Linked DNA regions of Homo sapiens: region 2 is linked to region 1. Evidence: chromatin loops called from intact Hi-C (ENCODE). Cell type or tissue: IMR-90. All regions are shown on one strand.

Region 1 (2,500 bases):
GAAGGACACTCATAAGGATTTGAGGCTATACAAATCTAATCAAATGAAAAGAGATGTGAGGCCTGGTGGAGTGGCTCATACCTATAATCCCAGCACTTTGAGAGGCCAAGGCAGGTGGATCGGGAGGTCAGGTGTTCGAGATCAGCCTGGCCAACAAGGTGAAACCCTGTCTCTACTAAAAATACAAAAATATTATCTGGGTGTGGTGGCACATGCCTGTAGTACCAGCTACTTGGGAGGCTGAGGCAGGAGAATCGCTTGAACCTGGGAGGCAGAGGTTGCCGTGAGCCAAGATCGCACCACTGCATTCCAGCCTGGGCAACAGAGCCAGACTCTGTCTCAAAAAAAAGAAAAGAGATGTGAAAGAACTCATCATTGTGTATATTTGGTGCATGGCTCAGAGCCCTCATGATGAACTAATTATATGTGACACTGTATGAACAAGAACATCACTCTCAATCTGCTTCTTGCTACAGCACATTTTCTCCTACCCAGCTAAAATGTGGCAATTCGTCATTGGGTTTGTTTTGCATTACTGCAGTGTAAGAGTGACACTTAAGCTCTCCAGGCAAATGAGGGCATTCCTTCTGTTGAATGTGTTCAAGAGTGGGATCCTCTTGTGAATTCACTTATGTTTTAGTTCTATGCAATTCTTAGTTCTTCAGTGGGGCAATGCTATTATTATCGAATTACCAAAATGCAGACCAATGCTGAATAAAACATGTTTTCTAACTTGTAGCTCAGAAGGATTTGGCAATATTGGTATTTTCCTCTTTCTCAACTTTCCCAGATTTTTGGCTAAGGCATCTGCATCCTCCATGTGCTCCTTGTTAGAACAATATTGCCTCTCGTTTTAGGAGGAGTTCTCAGTGCCACAGTCAGACCTGTGATGTGCTTTCTTCTGGCACCACTGGTGCACTGTCCCAGAGCTCTTCAAGAAATGCAAGAAGGGCCGGGCTGCTTGAGATGCGAACAAAACCCCCTTTATGGGATCAGGGGAGTTGCAGCATCTGGCATTTGACAAGACACTGTTTCACGTGACGAAGTCACATGGACTTTTGGAAAAGAACCCACTGCACTGTAGGTGTCCGATGCCTGCCACAGCGTATGAGTCAGCGGGGATGAATGCTCTGAGAGAGACTTCTGAAGCACAGATGTTGGTGTGAGTTTAGAAAGAAAAAGCCTGATTCTTCCACCTCATTGGAATCCCTGTTGTGGTCTCAGCCAGATAGCATCTACACCATTTAATAGGTTTATAACAGCAGTTCTACATCAGACACGGCAAACTGGTCCATGGTCACTGAGATTCGTGAGGTCTCACTAGCTCAGTGCCGCTGGATATCCGTGCACCAAACTGGGTCATAAAGCATCGGCACTGCCACCAGAAGCTATGCAGATAGCGCCAAGACCACTGGACACCAACTAGAACATAAGAACACCGTGAGAAAATAGGGTACACCACTCAGCCGGGGCTGCCATGACAAAGTACCAGACTGGGCGGCTTAAACAACAAAAACATATGTCTCCTGCAGTTCTGGAGGCTGGGAGTCTGAGACCAAGGCACTGGCAGGTTTTGTTTCTTCTGAAGCTACCCTCCTTGGCTTTTTCTTATATCTTTTCCCTGTATCTTCCCATGGTCTTCCCCCTATACCTTCCCTATATCTTTACATTGTCTTCCCTTTGTATCCTAATCTCTTCTTCTTATAAGGACACCAGTCATATTAGATTGAGGCCCACCCTAACCATCACATTTTAACTTAGTCACCTCTGTAAAGGCCCTATTTCCAAATACAGTGACATTCTGACGTTCTGAGCATTGAGATCTCAAAATATGAATTAAGGAGAAACACAATTCATGCCACGACTATGGGTAAAGAGGAATTTGACACCATTTGCTTTTCCTTGACCACTTTCCCAGTGATGAGGAAGGGCTAGGATTAGCTTCCTATCCCAGCATGAGGCACCATATTTGAATATAATACCAAATATGGCTCAAGGGATCAAGCCATTGAAAACAATAAGGCAACTCATACAAGAAAAATCAGGCTTTTTCTTTCTCAGGCAATTCACTTTCCCTTACTTAGCAATTGCTGTATTCTTTATTTCTATCTCCATATCTTAGAGTAATTACTAGAACTTCCAGAAAGATGGTAAATCATAATAGGCACCCTTCCTTGCATCTGATTTTAAAAGCAATGCTTCAATAATTTCACCATCACAGGTGCCCACAGATGAATTTTATTAGATATTTCTTGTCATCCTCATTGATCATTTAATACGGTTTTTATGAGAACATATGTTGAAGTTTAATGAATGCCCCTTTGATAGTTTTAGAAATTAATTTGTATTATTTGCCCTTTGGCTAGTTTATTATAGATAGTCTACCAATGGACTTATTTTTAATATATCAGCAATTCATTCCTGAGGAAAACTTAGACACAGACTGTTATTCCTCAAATATGTGAACGAATGCCATTGGTTAGTCGTCAGCTTAGAATTT
Region 2 (2,500 bases), 370 kb after region 1:
TAGCACGCTTTGGGCACACTTCTTGCCCTCCCCACGTTCATGCCCTATGTACCTTTGCAATACTCTCCCCTGGGGCAGGGAATAATTATAATCCTCTGATCATCCAACACAATGTGAAGATAATAAAAATTAATTTCAAAAACAAAATTGCACATTTGGAAAAGATGCAGGATTTCATGAGTTCACAAGAAATGTCAGGGCCTGTCTGATCACATCACACCTTCCACCTGTGACTGACTCAGACCAGTCACCAAAGAGTTAAGAAAGGCTCTTGACAACATTGTTGAAAGCTTCTAATGCTTTTGCAAAAATAACAGGCTTTTTAATTTGCTGGGAAGGGGTGCTCTTGTACCACTAGCCTTGAGCTGTGCCCATGATAATCTATAAGAAAATAAGTTATAGATCACAACAGATCAACACATATTTTTTTAAATGATCAATTTTATCACAGCTCAGTGGTAAGTTTATAGAACAAAAAAAAAAGAGTGTCACTTGATAATGAGAAGAAACCTTAAAAGAACAAATGTTAAAGGGCAAACAACCCCCTCCTCCACCACACAGACACACACACACGTATACAGACAATCCTTAAATTCAAAGGCAGTCACTTGCCTCTTTCCTCTAGGAAAATCTAACTTAATCCCTTCAATGATCCCAGGTCTTCAAAAACAAAACCCTGGATTAACACCCTGAATTTAAAATCTGGGTGTCTTGAATGTCTTTGAAAGTACAATCTCAAAAAGCAAAGAAAAAATTTTCAGGTGGGAGAGGAAAAAAAAATACCTACAACAGAGAGAAGAAAACACATAATATCCCAATAAAATATCTTGGCACCTGTATGCTTGGCTGTACATGCACCTGTGTTGTACATGCACACATGTCCATGGGTTACCCTGGCCCCAACTTACACGGGGAAGGTAACTGTATGACCTATCCACACATCTGGCTGCTTCTACCCCAGCTAACTGACAAATACTCCCAAATATTTTGCTATTGGTTGATTTGACAGCCACTCTGGAATAGTTGGTTGGCAAGAGGTTTTAAAGCAACAGAAAACCCAAGGTTGGATGGATTTGCCATCCCCTCCACTTAGGTAAAATGGCTTCCAGTAAGGGGTTGTGCCAGTATTGGCTGCTAGCTAATTTAAGGTCCAATGGAAAATGAAAATAAACAAGTATTAATCCTGAGAACCTTTTTGTGGAGTTATGAAAACAGTCTGTTATAAAACGCATCCAGATGTCAGCCAAGAGTGAGTCAATTGGAATAATAGCTTCAAGTGAAACCAGCAAAGGGCAGCAGGTCAGGCTGTGGGGATTCTGAGGAATGCCCACTCACAGACCCAGGAGCGCACCGCTGCACACCAGCCTGGAGCCTCGCCCACGACACAGAATTCTGTTAAACGATCTATAAAAAGAATTTATGGATCCCATGGACCAACATCGATTTTTTTAAATTAATTTTGTCACAGCTTAAGGGCAGGTTTATAGAAGACCAAGACAAAAAAAAAAGCGTCATTTGATAATGAGAAGAAACTTTAAAAGAGCAACATTTTATTTGACAATTATTAAATTTTTATACCAGTGAAAACAGTTTAATTTTATAAAGACCTATAAAACAATCTCCTGTTGATACACTAGCCCTGTTCTTCAAAAACACATGCCTGAGGATATTTACTGGAACATTTAATATTAAGACCTCTGAAGTAATCTACAAGTCAATCTGTGGAATATTGGTTAAACAAATGATGGTACACTTCTACAGTAGAACCAAATGCAAGTGTTTCTTAATTAATTAATTTTTTATTTATAATTGAAAAAATGCAAATGTTGAAAAGGGTGATAGACCTCCTTGACAACTGCTGTGAAATCATGTCTAGCATAAATTAAGTAGGAAAAAGCAAGTAACAGAGCATTAAACATCATTATTCAGCCATCTTTGCATAAATCAGTCTATCAATCTATGTTTCTCTGATTGTCTATGCAGGAAAAGTTCTAGAAAGAAGCCAATGTTCATGATGGCCACCTCTGAGGAGTGTAGGAGCTGAGGGCAGAGGAGCTTTTCCTTTTTGTGTTGTAGTTTTCTATACTGCTTTAATTTTTCACGTTAGCATGTATTGTTTTTGTAAAGCTTTTTAATTAATTGGTTTAAAAGAGAAGGGGAGGGAAAGGCAAAAGAGCAAGCGGCCTGTTGGAGTGGAAAGCTAACTAATGGGGCATTGGCAATCTGGTTCTTAAAAGGAAATGGGACTCCTATGAAAATACAGAAAACCTCTGAAAATGCAGGAAGTCCAACAGTCACCACAAGGGAAACAGTTTTACCCACTGTGTTTTCTCAAATGAGTGAGCAATTGCCTAAAAATACTACACTGTGTGGTTGCATGTGTTCAGTCCCCACTCAGGATCCTGATAGCATCTCAATTACCTGATGCCAACTTCACTTTAACATTGACTTTTTATTTTAAAAACAAATTGCTGATCTTTGTCCGTGGAAAAGCTGTGAA

The links. Hi-C counts contacts between places; a loop is a spot of excess contacts. Peaks named below come from ENCODE experiments on the same cell type or tissue, not always from the same donor. Only the 100,000 strongest peaks of a DNase experiment are listed, where the experiment ranks them.
Region 2: it touches region 1 in a loop (2.5-fold over the local background); 2 of 110 quality-filtered maps call a loop at or near these places.

What each region holds. Positions count from the first base shown.
Region 1 is chr10:44,179,030-44,181,529 of GRCh38, reverse strand. No RefSeq gene overlaps it. Among named protein-coding and RNA genes, the nearest start is that of LINC02881, 110 kb to the left of the region's middle. In IMR-90, no CTCF peak of the experiment used is centred here; a DNase peak (open chromatin) is centred at 1,109.
Region 2 is chr10:43,808,164-43,810,663 of GRCh38, reverse strand. The region is part of intron 2 of LOC105378275 (a long non-coding RNA gene); the gene reads right to left. Among named protein-coding and RNA genes, the nearest start is that of LINC02658, 31 kb to the right of the region's middle. In IMR-90, no CTCF peak of the experiment used is centred here; a DNase peak (open chromatin) is centred at 1,243.